Linked DNA regions of Homo sapiens: regions 1 and 2 are each linked to region 3. A link is a loop called in an ENCODE intact Hi-C map of the cell type or tissue named here. Cell type or tissue: PC-3. All regions are shown on one strand. Region 1 overlaps HS6ST2 (heparan sulfate 6-O-sulfotransferase 2). Region 2 overlaps HS6ST2 (heparan sulfate 6-O-sulfotransferase 2). Region 3 overlaps HS6ST2 (heparan sulfate 6-O-sulfotransferase 2).

Evidence for each region. Hi-C counts contacts between places; a loop is a spot of excess contacts. Peaks named below come from ENCODE experiments on the same cell type or tissue, not always from the same donor. Only the 100,000 strongest peaks of a DNase experiment are listed, where the experiment ranks them.
Region 1: it touches region 3 in a loop (5-fold over the local background); 21 of 110 quality-filtered maps call a loop at or near these places.
Region 2: a loop joins it to region 3, with 9 times the contacts of the local background. A loop is called at or near these places in 23 of 110 quality-filtered maps.

What each region holds. Positions count from the first base shown.
Region 1 is chrX:132,938,002-132,943,001 of GRCh38, reverse strand. The region is part of intron 2 of HS6ST2 (heparan sulfate 6-O-sulfotransferase 2); the gene reads left to right. Among named protein-coding and RNA genes, the nearest start is that of HS6ST2, 18 kb to the left of the region's middle. In PC-3, a CTCF peak has its summit at 2,202; a DNase peak (open chromatin) is centred at 2,011; H3K4me3 peaks cover 694 bases; H3K27ac peaks cover 3,090 bases.
Region 2 is chrX:132,951,980-132,956,979 of GRCh38, reverse strand. HS6ST2 (heparan sulfate 6-O-sulfotransferase 2) reads left to right here. Exons shown (of 5, transcript NM_001394073.1): 2 at 1-172. Among named protein-coding and RNA genes, the nearest start is that of HS6ST2, 4.1 kb to the left of the region's middle. In PC-3, no CTCF peak of the experiment used is centred here; DNase peaks (open chromatin) are centred at 2,439, 3,099 and 3,429; H3K4me3 peaks cover 2,966 bases; H3K27ac peaks cover 3,377 bases.
Region 3 is chrX:132,737,888-132,742,887 of GRCh38, reverse strand. All of the region lies in intron 2 of HS6ST2 (heparan sulfate 6-O-sulfotransferase 2), which reads left to right. Among named protein-coding and RNA genes, the nearest start is that of HS6ST2-AS1, 73 kb to the right of the region's middle. RefSeq lists an enhancer at 4,539-5,000. In PC-3, a CTCF peak has its summit at 2,165 (motif pointing left); DNase peaks (open chromatin) are centred at 937 and 4,867; H3K27ac peaks cover 2,293 bases.

The sequences.
Region 1 (5,000 bases), 200 kb before region 3:
ATGGAAATGAAAAAAGGCGCTAGAGAAAAGATTCAGGTTTTCTTTTTTCAAATAAGAAAAATGAGGACCTTAACTGTATTTTAATTTCTACCCCCTTGTAGACTGCATTTTTGGTACATACACTATGCAAAATTTGTAAGAGGCCAAAGAATCTTGCTCCTTTTAGAATGTTGGCATTTGTCTCATTAGCAGTTAGTTGCATTGCTTTGACCAATTGTGACCTGTTTCTATAAATGACCATTGCTTTTTGCTGCATTTGGTAAGTGTAGACACAGCCTTTGGAGGGTAATATAAATGAGTTCAGGCAGGGCATCTCTTGTAATCTGGGAACAGAGGAGCCAGTGAAATAAAGATGCTTTCTTTCAAAAACCAAGGGAGGAGTCCTAGATGAAATGAATCCTGAAGGCTATTCTTATTTTGGGGGCTCATCATGAAGATAATAAGAATCCATTTTGTTGCTGAAATAACCAAATAAGAGTGGCACATTCCCATAGGAGTGACCATTCTCTTCCTTTTGGAAGGGGCAGCTTTAGAAAAGTGCCATTATGCAAAGCTGAAGGCCATAAAAAAGTGCCATTAAAGAGAATGCAAATTAGCATGGGCCTACCAGCCTGGCAGGCATTATTAATGTTGGAGGTAAAGAAATTAGGTTGAAGGTATGGAAGAACCATAAAAAAACAACCAGAGGCCAGTGTGACATTGGGCTGATGGCCACTTAAGCTGATGCCTCATGGCTGAGACTTTGCTAAGTGGAAGATTAACTGACAAAACAGCTTGAAGGTTGACGAACTATTTGAGCTCATTGCCAGATACTCTAGAGGCAAAAATACTTATTTTTGTGATTTTTTTTTCTGAAAGTGGCACAGTATGTTCTAAGAGTATAATAGGCCAGCTCCAGAGCATTAAAGCAATGTTGAAATGAAGCATATTGGTGTGAATGATGCATAGTAGGCTATTTATGAAAAATTACTTCAATAAAAAACTTCATGAACATGTAAACATGATTTTATGTATAAACACACTATAAGATTTATGAAAGATAATCATACTAATATGAGAATATGAAGCTGAAGCAAGGTATTTTTTAAAAATTACATTGTTGAACAAAATGGTCTGAATATTTCTGCTTTTAGGTAAGGATCTATGCTTTGCAGCTGCCTCCTTCAGTTTGTTTTTATGACTTAAGCAAATAAAAAAAAAAGAGATCATTTTAGCATTAGTATAGCATTCTACAATCTTCTGGAAGCTTTTATATTTATCGCCATATGGGTGTACATTAAATCTGCATCTCCCTCTCGTTTATATGTTTATGAAGTTATAAAGATATACACATGCGCACACAAAATAATTAAGCAAGTGATGTGTGTTTGACAACGATTGGTGACTTAATGCCAATTAGAGGGTGTTAAAAAAGAACACTTGCTTTCTTAATCCAATTGTTCCCATGCTTTTTGGTTTATGCACTTAAGGAGAGAACCCATTTAAAGTGCCAGAATTTGCATACATGCAGCTTTGACTGAGCCTTCTATTTAATCCAGTGGTCTTAAAAAATTATTAGTGAGGGTTTTAGAGACCTACATGTCATGAGATCCATTAGGACGAGACTGAAAGTACACTTTTTGGCTGCCTCCTTTATGGGAAGGGGTGTGCTTTTGATATGGGGAGAGCTAAAGGTATGTGGATCAGCTGGACTGTTTAATGCAGCCAGATTAGCTCAGCTCATCTCAGTTAGAGCATCTTGTGTTGCAGCCACCTTGCCTAATGCCATTATGGGAAAGTGGCTCATAATTTTCCAGAGTTCAGCTGAATGCTAAGTGAAAGGCTACATACAGTGTTCGTATGTATGAAAGTTAGCAGTTGCATTGACGAACTCTTCTGTTTTAAAAATTCTGGTTGGACTGGAATGGGCAGGATTGTGATATTCCCCTTTCAATGTCATGTTTGTTTTGCTTTAAATCATGGTGATGTAACCATTATTCATTGTAGGAAGATTATGGCTTCAGTGTCCAAGGACTGGGTGCGGGGTTTCAGGTTGTGACCTTTGGCTGAGAATGCCTTCTCTAGAGAATGTCACAGAGGTCAGATTTCTATGCTGACTGCAAACAAACCTGCGACCACAAAATTCAGCTCTTCTGATTTGCTAGGATCTGACTCCAGGATGCAGTACTTTCTGGTTAACAGAGGGGGCTCTTGTATGCAGTAAACCTCCCAAGATGGAGAGATGTGGTATCAGCTATTTTCATTATAGCCATCTTAGGAGTGTGAAGTTGTATCTCATTGTGGTATTGATTTGCATTTTTCTGATGGCTAATGATGTTAAACATTTTTTCATGTGCCTATTGCCCATTTGAGTATCTTCTCTGGAGAAATATCTATACAGGTTGTTTGACATTCTTAATTGTGTTATTTCTTTTTCTTTTTAATATTAATTGGTTTTTTTTAAACATATTCTAGGTTCAAGTCTCTTATAAGATATACGCTTTGCAAACATTTTACCCCCATTCAGTGGTTGTTGCTTCACTTTCTTGAAGGTACCCATTGAAGCAGGAAAGTTTTAAATTTTGGTGAAGTCCAATTTAATTTTTTTCTTTGTCACTTCTGAAGGCTTTGCCTAGTGTTCACAAAAATTTACTCCTATATCTGCTTTTAAGAGTTTTATAGTTTAACCTTTTACAGTAAGGTCAATGATCTATTTCAGGTTAATTTTTGTGCATATTGTGAAAAAGGAGACACACCCATAAGATTGGTATAACTTTATCCTTTTTTATTTAGGTAATATTTGTCCCAGAATCCTTTGTTGAAGACTGTTTTTCTTTATTCATTTTCCTTGGTACCATTATACAAAACCGGTTGATCATAAATGTTTGGATTTATTTCTGGATTCTATTTTACTTGTCTATAAAGCTATCTTTAATCAAGTGACACACAGTCTTGACTACTGTTGCTTTGTAGCTAGTTTTGAAAGCAGGAAGTGCGAATCTTTTATTTATTTTTTCTTTCTCTAGATTGTTTTGGCTATTCTTGGCACCTTGAATTTCATTGTGAATTTTAGCATCAGCTTATCAATATCCACAAAGAAGCCGGCTGGGATTTTTTTAGGGATTGTATTAAATCTGTAGATCAATTTTGGGGAGTATTGCCATATGGACAATATTGTTTTTCAATTCAAAAACATGGGCTATTTTTCCATTTGTTTAGGTCTTCTTTAAATTCTTTCAGTGCTAATTTTGAAGCCTTTAGATTGTAAGTTTTGAATTTATTTTGTTAAATTTATTTAAAAGTATTTTACTCTTTTGATATTATTGTAAATTGAATTTTTTTCATTTTTGGATTGTTCATTGCTACTATATAAAAAGATAGTTTTTTTTGTTTGTTTGTTTTGCAACGGAGTCTCTGTCGGCCAGGCTGGAGTGCGGTGGTGCAATCTCGGCTCACTGCAACCTCTGCCCCCCATGTTCAAGCAATTCTCCTGCCTCAGCCTCCTGAGTAGCTGGGATTACAGGTGCACGCCACCATGCCCGGCTAATTTTTGTATTTTTAGTAGAGATGGGGTTTCACCATGTTGGCCAGTCTGGTCTCAAACTCCTGACCTCAAGTCATCTGCCCGCCTTGGCCTCCCAGAGTGCTGGGATTACAGGCATGAGCCACTGTGCCCGGCCAGTTAATTTTTAAATATTGATCTTGTATGCTGCAGCCTTGCTGAATTCATTTTTAAGTTCTAATAGTTTTTCAGAGTATCCCTCAAGATTTTCTGTATACAAATGATAGAGTTTGGATGTGTGTTCCCCACAATCTCATGTTGAAATGTAATCCCTAATGTTGGAGGTGGGGCCTGGTGGGAGGTGTTTGGATTATGGGAGCAGATCTCTCATGAAAGGCTCAGTGCCCTCCCTGTGATAATGAGGTCACATGACATCTGTTTGCTTAAAAGAGTCTAGCACTTCCACCTCTCTCTCTTGCTCCCTCTCTTGCCATGTGACACACTGGCTTCCCTTCACCTTCCACCATGATTCTAAGCTTCCTGAGGCCCTTGCCAGAAGCAGAAGCCAACACTATGCTAGCTGTACAGCCTGCAGAACTGTAAGCCAGATAAACTTCTTTTTTATGTTACCCAGTCTCAGACATTCCTTTATAGCAACACAAATGGACTAATACAACATGCTTATGCTATCTGTAAATAGACACTTTAATTTCTTACTATTCAGTGTTGATGAATTTTATTTCCTTTTCCTGCCTTACTTCCTTGGCTAAAATCTCCAGTAAAATGTGAACTGGAAGTGGCTATAATGAACTTCTTTATCTTGTTTTTGATCTCAGGGGAAAGCATTCAGTCTTTCATTATTATTATTATTATTATTATTTGAGACAAGGTCTCACTGTCATTCAGGTTGGGATGCAGTGGCATGATCACAGCTCACTGCACCCTCAACCTCCTGGGGCTTGAGGAAACCTCCCACCTCAGCCTTCCAAGTAGGAAGAACTATAGGCAAGGATCACTATGCCTGACTAATTTTTAAATTCTGTGTAGAGATGGGGTCTTGCTATGTTGCCCAGGCTGGTCTTGGACTCCTGGGCTCAAGTGGTGTACTGCCTCAGTCTCCCAAAGTGTTGGGATAACAGGTGTGAGCCACTGTTCTCTGCCCAGTCTATCACTATTAAATATGTGAGCTCTAGGTGTCTTTTATCAGATTGAGGAAGTTCTCTTATTCCTAGTTTGATGAGTGTTTCTTTAAAAAAAAAACAATGAATGGATATTGGATTTTGTCATGATTATTCTGCATCTCTTGAGATAATTGTGTTTTTTTCTCTTTATTTTTTATTTATTTGTTTTTTTTTTTTTGAGACAGGGTTTCCCTTTGTTGCCCAGGGTGGAGTGCAGTGGCATGATCATGGCTCACTGAAGCTTCAACTTCCTGGGCTCAAGCAATCCCCCCACCTCAGCCTCTTGAATAGCTGGGACTACAGGTGTGCATCACTATTCCCAGATAATTTTATTTTTT
Region 2 (5,000 bases), 210 kb before region 3:
GCGTGGGTCAGAAGAAATGCACTTGCCACCGGCCGGGTAAGCGGGAAACCTGGCTCTTCTCCAGGTTCTCCACGGGCTGGAGCTGCGGGTTGCACGCCGACTGGACCGAGCTCACCAGCTGTGTGCCCTCCGTGGTGGACGGCAAGCGCGACGCCAGGCTGAGACCGTCCAGGTGAGTGCGCGCCGGTAGTCGAGCGGGACCCGGGCCTAGGCGGGCGGAGGGCTGGGAGGCGCGGCTGGCCCAAGCCGGGGACCTAGCGCGCACCCTGACGCCCGGGCGTTTGCACCCCGGCTGGGCAGGTGCTGGGCGCCCAGTAGCGCACGTTCGCCGCGCTGTGGCGGCCACAGAAAGGCTTTCCGCTCCGGCCCCGGACTGACCGTCTGTCTGTCCGCAGGGTGGCCTGCGTGATGGTTGGCAGAGCGTGCGGGGGAGGCGGCCGAGCGGCCGGAACGGGGCCGCTGGGACGGGGCATCGTACTCAGTCTCCGCACTGGAGAGCCCTAAAGAGCCGCGCTCTCCGTGCAGCGTCTCTGGATCCCTGCTTTCTTCTACTCTGCACCCGGGTTCCGAAGTCTCCTTTCAGCGCTCTCTTCCTCCTTTCGGCGCCCGCATTCTTCCCTCCCCCCGCTTTCCCCCCTATTTCGTCTATTTGCCTTGTTCTCCCTCTTTCTCTCTTGTGTCCTAGATGTTGTCTGCTCCTGTTTGCTCGCTGTTTCCTTCTTTCCATTCCCCTCTCTCGCTTTTATTCTTTTTCTCTCTTACCCTTTCTGTTTTTCTCTTCTTGCCGGACTTTTATCACCTCGCTCCTTCCCCGCTCTGGCTCTGGTCTTCCCGGGCGACTGGGTGTCCCTCTGTCGCTATTTTCCGACATCCAAGGAGAGCTCATGGTTCCCAGGCTTGCTTATCACTACTGGCTGCATGAGAGGCATCCGTGGCTCTTTGGGAGTGGCGGGGGGCACCCCGCGGACCGAAGGGCGGGCTGGGATGGTGCCCTGGACCCCATGTGGGGTTCAGTCACCAGGAGCCTCTCCTGATTTACAAAAAATATTTAAAAAGCTTGAGCCCCAGCATGGGGCGCTGCCAGCCCATGTTCTGTGAGCCTGGGCTGATGCGGTAAAAGCTGATTTATTAATAGTCTGTAGCCAGAAGCAAGGGTATTTTCCTCCCTCCAGACGCGATGTCCAGTTGCTAGAGGTCATGCAGTACTGTAAAGTGGGTGGTGGTGGGGTGGGGGAAGTGAGTGCTATGGGGTGCAGTTAGTCCAGCCAGGGCTACTGTTTCGCAAGTCTCCTTAAAACAAATCTGGGCTGAAGCAGGGAGTCCAGGGGGTGCACAAGGTGAGTTTCATGGCCTGGAGGCCTCTGGATGGGGTCTCTGGGCCGGCAAGGACATGTCTGTGTCCCATCCCCATCCCCCGGGTGCACTTGGTACCCTGGACAAGGGGATGCTTTGCAGGTGACTGTTAGAACGCAACAACCAGTGTGGATTTTTCTGTCCAACTGCAGCAAATAGAGCCCTAGAGCCCTCTGACTTTCAGATTACCATTGAGATTTAAGGGGAACATCACCCCCTGGCTCTCCTCTTCACTCTCTCTTCTCTCAGTTTACACTGTCCTTTCTCAAATGCTGGAATTGTGTCAGAATCTGCCAAACTTGTATTTCCTTTCCAATACTAACAAATTTTTTCTTCCACCCCAAGAAAACCTTAGCCCCAGGACCTCAATCCATTGGTACAATTGTGTAAGTCATTGTCACAACAATATTCTGGTGTTTAATAAGTTCCCAAACAATTTGGCAATATTGAAAAGAATTTCTCATACTGACAGACCTTGTAGGTGTATTGAGAGGTGGTAATATTTAAAAAGCTCTTCTGGGCAAAAGTAGAATTCCACAGCCATGACTATAGCAGAGAAGTGAAAACAAGGTCTTGGTCACCATGAAAGCCATGGCCTTGTCTGGAGTTCCATGGGGCACATGTGCCTTTACTGATCCTTTTGAACATGTAGGTCAGAGTATGATGTCTATAAACACACATTATTAATGTGGTCTAGATTATCTGTTTGGTGGCTACTGTCCTCTGGCAGATTCCTTCCCGCATTCTCCAGAAGATAACCAGAACCCCTCAAAGCCTCTTGGATTGTCCCAAATTGAAGCAAAATTATTTGAAATGACATAGGATTTTCTTGGTTATTAAAAGGGTGATACTACAGTAGCATCTAGTCTAATCAAAGAGCAACCATGTTCTAAAAAGTCACAGTTACTGGATTTTACGGTGTTTGCAAAAATGAAATAAAACTTGCTAGAGAAATGCATTGCTACCTCAAGGGCACCTTTTTATTTCATTCATTCCTGCCCACCTCCAGAAATATTCACTTTGAAGAATAGGGATAGCCTAGGGGTTCCAGAATTTCTCTGGATGTTGACAGATCCCCTAGGAGGTTGCAGGACCAGTTCTGTGAGTTCTGATAATCTGTAAGAGCTAAGGTGTGCATGTGTGTGTGAGAATGAGAGAGTGTGTGTATGTGACTGTTGTATGTGTCTGTGCGAGGCAAAAATTTAGAGGTAAAGGCAGCTGCACCGATGGTGAAATGTGGGGGTGAGAAGCTGGTGTCTGGAAATGGGAGAGTCTGCTTTTGGGAGTTCCTGTGTCAAACAGCCTCTCCATGCCAGCTGGTGGTCTCTGTGCTCCTCTCAACTGAGGGGAACAACAGTTCCACCTTTCTGGCCTGGGAGTTCAGACAGCTGGGCCTTAGTTCTAGGCCAGCCACTAACCAGCCATGTGACCCTCGACCAGATCCTGTGTAGAGAGTGCACTCCAGTTTATGATAAGCGTTCATATCCCTTATCTCTGGTATTCCTCTGTAAACCTGCACCATCTTCAGCAAGAGGCCAGAGTGGACAAAAGGATCCCCATTTATCAGATGAGAATGAAGCCCAAAAAGGCTAAAGGGCTTCCCCGGGGTCACTGAGTTTTTTTAGCGGCACAGCAGGAATCTGACTGCACTTCTGTCTGACTCCACAACCCTTGCTCTGTTGACTGCACCTTGATGAACAAGGGTTTTTTGCAAAACCACAGTGAGGTCTTGAGTTAGTCATTCCCACAAAGTGAATGAACACAATAAATGTTGGCTGTTGTTGTTATCACCTACATCATTATCATCGTCAGTCATTTTACAACATGTGAGTTTGGATGAGTTTTTGGGCCAGGATTACCACACCCATTGGGAGAAGAACGGATTTCTACATCCCTAAGGCTTTCTATTCACTGGGGATAGGTTTTGTGGCTAGATTGCAGAGGGGTCTTTCATTGCCATGTTGGGAATCCCTGCAAAGCTGAGCAGGATGGGAGCGGGCTGAGGCCTGGTTGGATGAGCTTCAGTAGGAGCCTTCAGCTGCGACAGGAACCACCTACTGACTCACAGCCATTCATCCACATTAGGGAGGTATCAGAGGCTATTGTGGCTGCAAGCCAAGACTCTGAATCCTGCTTCCAGTGCTACATTTGGGATGCTTCTCTGCCTCCGCGGATGGTTAAGTGCTTGGGTGATATATAACTGCTGAATAGAAACAACCGTGATCACGTTGCCTGGAGAGGACAAAGAGAGAGAGAGAGAGAGAGCTTGGCTGGTGAAAGGCTCAAGTTGTTTATTAAGAATAATATTTCTTTAAAAAAAATCAGAAATTGGATTTCATCCATCTGTCTGCCAGTATGTTGTTTGCAGTCACTCAGGGTCCTGCTCATTTTAGAATTTCTGAGACCATTTTTGAAAGTGTATCCAAACATTGTTGCTCACAAGCTGTTAAAAGTCCCAAATTCTGCAGGCTTTTCTTAGGCCAAATTTCCTCTGTTTGTAGCCAACTCTAGTGTGCCATTTGTTCTGTAGAGGGAATTCAGAACTGGGCCCAAAGAAATAGCACTAGCCCCCTTCTTCATCACTAAGTATCATGCTGGCCAGCATGCACAGAATGGGGTTGAGAGGTCAGGGTCCATGGCTATACAAGTCAAAGAATCTGATCATATTCATGTTGTACCCTAGACTTTTAGCATCTCTAAAATTTTCAGTTTGGATGAGTGATTGGGCCGGGGGTACCACACCCATTGGGAGAAGAACAGATTTCTACATCCCTGAGGTGTTTTATTCACCAGGGGTAGGTCTTGTGGCTAGATTGCAGAGGGGCCTTTCATTGCCATATTGGGAATCCCTGCAAAGCTGAGCAGGATGGGAGCAGGCTGAGGCATCTGGAAGAGTAATTAATTATCATCTCAAATCCAGTAGCATATCATTGATGGGAAAGGACTAAAAAGTGTTTGTTTAGATGGAGAAAAGCTTTTTTTGGTCATTCTATTTTTTTTTAATTGTGGGAAAAGCTTTCTTTTATTCCCATTTGTTTTTAAAAGGTGGCTCTATTTTGAAAGAGCTGTAACTATAGAGTGTGTGTACCTGATCATGCCTCACAAGCCCACGCTTTCCCTCTTTCTTCTCCTTGATTTTGCAGTGAGGCAAAATGACACAACAGGCTTGTGATATAGGCTGAGGCATTAAGCAGAATGGACTGTTACAGCCAGTGGTCAGTACTGGTCGTGTGGTTCATCAGGCTCTAAGCTGTTGGGCTCAGTTTTACTTAGCTGAGGATACATTTCTTCAGCTGTCTTTGAGAGCTGTGGTACCATCTTAGCTATTTCATAGAAGAGGGGGAGAAATCTACCATTACAATATCTGTAGAATTCCAGTAGTATTAATTAGCATCTTTGCATGGATGTCGAACATGGTGTTGGAGTCCTTACAAAGCTGTAAGTTCTCAGGTAGTACAAAAGGCTATTCAGAATTAACATCACTTAATAATAATTTTAGATCAGTGCTATGGGGCAATTAAAATGCTAGAGCTTGTCTTTCATGGATATCAGTCATCAACTGAGGTAGTATGTAATGACATTAAAAGAATAGCCATCCGTTTTTTTCTGTCATTCATTAAGCAAGATTTTGTGAAACTGTTCATTAT
Region 3 (5,000 bases):
CATGGTGCCTAGACAGGACTCTATAAGGCTTACCCTGAACTCCTAAATCCTTTAAGTGTTGAGGAATGTGAGAAATGTGTATGATTTTAAGTATTTGTCTGAACTTCATAAATTAGGGAAATTACGTAGTGACACGGAAAGCCAGATATACATGTGTGACTTGTGGATTATCCATGTAATTGTTTCCTTAAATCGGTGCATACAAAAATAAGAGTCAGATTTTGAATGGGCAGAAACACACAAAAAACCTGTATTGCACCTGTTGTTGGGAAGATTTGGCTGGTTACAATAAGGCTAGATGGGCTAGATGAGGATACACAACAATGGCTCACCCCAATTTGGGGAAGTCCTTTTTGGCCTTTATGCAATGGGCTCTCTAAAGGACTAGCCATGTGGTAGCCTGTCTAGGGGTGGGGTACACAGTGGGAGGAGCCCTTATTGATGGTCTTGGGGTCTGGAACCCATTTCCTGCTAGGCAACTGACTCATCCTGTGACTTAGGGAAGCAAGCCATTGCCCATCTCTGGGTTTCAGTTTCCAGAGGGTGTTAGATTGGAAGGTTTCTTCCAGATTTGAACTTTGACTATTTTAGTGACTTAAGAGAAACAGCTGAATCCAAGTGCAAACGTCTGTCTTGCACCTTTAAAAAGAACCAAAACCACATTGTAGGCAAACGATCCCCAGTTTGAAATAGCAGCTTCCGTCTTTGGATTGTGTCCTGCTGCCCATTCTTTCTCAGACCTGCCTGGTTCCACACACTGGCTGACCATACAAGACCTTTTCATCTCAGCACTAGATGTGCACGTCTTTTTTCTTGACTGTGCTCTCAGAATACTGGGAGAGATTTTTTACAATACTGTTACTACTGCCATGAATAGCACCTACCAATGACTGTGTCTTGTGTGACAGGCACTGTGCTGTATGCTTTGTGTACATTTTCTCTTTTGATCCTTATAATATCCTATGGAGTTGGCATTGTTATTAATCCCTTTTACAGATAGAGAGGAGGGATGACTCATGGAAGTGACACACAGCTAGTAAGTTGCAGACTTAGTACTGCCAGATCCCAGGGTCTTAATGAGTATTATAAGTATGCTTTTTGCATCCCTGGGTGGAACTTGGATGTATTAATAATAACAACAGTGGCAGTATCTCTTATACGCAGTGAGGTAGGTGCTGTTATCCTCCATTTTATAGAGGAAGACAGCAAGGCTGAGAGAGATGTGGTAACTTGCCCAAAACTGCATAACTATAAGAATCCAAGCTGAAACGAATCTGAGGCTAATTGCCCTCAAACCCATGCTGTTGGCCAGGCATGGTGGCTCATGCCTGTAATCCCAGCACTTTGGGATACTGAGGTGGGCGGATCACTTGAGGTCAGGAGTTCGAGACCAGCCTGACCAACATGGTGAAATCCAATCTCTACTAAAAATACACAAGTTAGCCAGGCATGGTGGCGTGCTTGGGATGCTGAGGCAGGAGAATTGCTTGGACCTGGGAGGCAGAGGCTTCAGTGAGCCAAGATCACACCACTGTACTCCAGCTTGGGCAACAGAGCAAGACTCTGTCTCAAAAAAAAAAAAAAACAAAACCAAAAACAAAACCCGTGCTGTTTCTTCTACACCATGCTGCCTTTAGGGCTAGAACAAGTCTTAAAGAGGCTGTGGGTTTGCTTTCTATTCTCTGCTCCCAGGAACTGTGGCACTGCTTTTCTGAATGGCTTTGCCGGCGCAGCTGGCCAGGCTTGGGCAATTCAGGGTTCCCATAGTGCAAGAGCAGCATCCACCCGACTCCATCTCCCAGAAGCATGCAGTACTTACTGACAATTGTATGCCCAAAGTAGGTAATTTTGCCTTTTCAAGCACAAAAAGGTAAATCAAATTATACCCAATATAGAGCAGAGGAAAAGAAGGAACAAATGAAGTAGGAAGAAATGCATTCCCTTCTGTGACTCTCCTCAGCCACTGTCTGTGTCACTGTCTATAATATATACTCCTTGCTTTTCATTTCCTTGCATATCAGTGATCCATGTTCCCAGTGGTGTCTAAAGGCCACCTGTATTCAACTGTTAGCTGCCTTGCATGTGCCTATCTCTCAGTTTCAGCAGCTGCTTCCTCAGTTTCCCTAGTCTTGGCAGGTAGGAGCTTTTTACCTAACCAATAGAGGATTGCCATCCAGTGGTACATATTGGGAACTGCATGGCTGAAAAAAAAAAAGTCCTGAATTTTTTTCCCCCTTTCTAAAGGCAAACACCACCCATTCCTCAATCCTACTTAAGGGATTAACTATGCCCTTTCTTCTCTTTTTTCTTAGTCTTTTGTCAGCTTTGCTGCTCATTAGCTCTTATACAAGAAGCAGAGCAGGAGAAGTAAATGCAGGGAAATACAAATCACTGCCGGATTTCAGCACCCCCACACCCCCGCTATTGTGAATGGTTTGCTGGGAGAGAAGCTCTAGGAACTGATGGGGTTCAGCTCATTCAGAAAATCCTGTTCTCCTTTGGTATTGATGGCTGAAAACTCTGATTACATCTGCAGAGCAGTGTGAATAGTAGGTTCTAAAAGGGGCTGATACAAAGGACAATTCACAACAGATTACGTACAAGTAGGTAATAAACAAAAGGCAAAAAATCAACTTCACTTGTAATCAATGAACTGTAAATTAAAACTAACAAGAGAAATTATTTTTGCATATAAAATTGGCTGAGAAATGTTAAAATCAAAATTCCCAGGGTTGACGAAGATTTCGTGAAATGGTTGTTTTTCTACACTACTGCTGGGAGTCATAAATTACTCAGCCTTTATGGAGAACATGTTGACAATGTAATCAAGAGAATTAAAAATGTCTATGCGCTTTGACCCCATAGCTTTGTTACTAGATTTCACATAAAGAATTCATCAGACACTACTGTTTATGTCTACAAATCTTAACTTTCCCTATTATAATAGAAAAAAACAAGACTCTGAATGTCTAAAAAGTGTTTCTTAAACTAAGGCATAATCATAGGCTAGAATATTACATAGCAATTTATCCAAAATCATGTTCTTAGCAAATATTTAAGGATTTAAGGTTTTAGGAAAACGCTTATGGCATAATATTTTTTAAAAAATTCTCTCAGGGTACAAAACTAATCATATCTCCTCTTTGTACGATATACCTTTTTTTTTTTTTTTTGAAATGGAGTCTTGCTCTGTCACCCAGGCTGGAGTGCAGTGATGTGATCTTGGCTCACTGCAACCTCTGCCCCCTGGGTTCAAGCAATTATCGTGCCTCAGCCTCAGGAGTAGCTGAGATTACAGGCACCCAGCACCACACCTGACTAATTTTTGTATTTTTAGTAGAAACGGAGTTTAACCATGTTGGCCAGGCTGGTCTCGATCTCCTGACCTCAAGTGATCCGTCTGCCTCGGCCTCCCAAAGTGCTGCGATTACAGGCATGAGCCACAATTTATAGAATAAAAAATGAGGCTAAGGGAATGATAGTCCAGCTTAAACACACAGTCACTACTAAGAAAATGATTAAAAGCCTGTACATTCTGGACTCATGGAGTTAGAACTTAAAAGGACCTTGGAGTACATCTAGTGTCAGCCCCACCAATGCCACTGAAATCCCCTCGGTGACTACCTGACACACTGGTTCAGGCAGTCTCTCTTTAAATACTGTGGTTAAGGAACTTGCTCACCGCCTCTGGCAACCGCTTCTTCAAAGTAAATGATAGTGATAATCCCATCCCTGGTGCGCGTCTAGTGATTTATAGTCTGTGAAGCTTCTAAAGGCACATTTTCCTCTCACGAACCCTGGGAGGCAGGGAGAACAAGTACATTTATCTGCATTTTCCAGATGAGGATCCTGAGTTGAAGTGACTCCCAGTGGTAAAGTGACTTGTGTAGCTGGTGGATAAGATAGGACTGCAGTCCAGGTTTCCTGACTCCCACTCTGAGGCTTGTTCCAGCCCTCCACAAAATCCAGGGTCTAGTTTCATTCAAGTATCTCCTTTTATTGAGTTTATGTTGGTCTTGCTATAGCTGTGACCCCTCCCATGATACCTCATACATCGTCTCTTAGACCTTGAAAGATGTGCTTGGATGTGGGGCCACATGCTAGCTAGCTAAGGTCCAGAGTAGGGTGAACATGGAAAGAGCTCAGGGGGAGAATGAAGAAACCAATGAGTCCACCTTGCTGCAAATTCTAGCAGTCTCCACACAGGAATCTGCAACCATATTTATGAAACGTTGTTTTCATAAACTGCTGCTTGTTCAATAAGGCATAAAATAGCCAGTATAAGATAGTTATTTGCTCTACAATATCGTTTCTGCAACACAGCTTCAATGTCATAGCAGTTACTGCATTTTGTTTAGTTTCTTAAGAGATGTGACACAGTAGATTAACCATTGACATCAAAATGCAGAGGTTCCCTTAGAGCTGTCAGCAATCTTGTTCCATTCTTTTCCCACAACTCTGCATCCCGCCTTGGGAAAGCATTTGTACACTTCCACTGCAAGGTCTAGTCACAGACCCACTCGGATTTGTCAATGTCATGGGAAAGCAACAGGCAGGAAGACAACTTTCTATGACCTTGGGATGCTATCTGTGAGTTAGGCAAAGGAAGCTGAGATTCAGTCCATTACTGGTTATCCCTGTACACGGATGGTCCACATCCCATTCCAGGGACTATGAAGAAGGGCAAGGAAGACACAGTAGAGTTTTCCTTCTCACAGAGGTGGCAAGAGAAATACACAGGAAAGGAAGAACAAGCCAGAAAAGACAGGATAGGCTGACTCTTCCAAGTGCAGTGAGAGCTCTAAGAGGGAGGTGACTCACTGAGGGCTGCCGGTTCAGGTCAGGACTAGGTCAGAAACCTGCTCTGGCCTAGACCCAAGGGTTGGCAGAGAACAGAAACAGCTCAGTGGGTTTGAGAACAGGATGGGCACTGGCCACGGGAGCCAACACCATGAGGTCCTGATCAAACCCTGCAGGCGTCTTCTCTGGTGCAGAGGCAC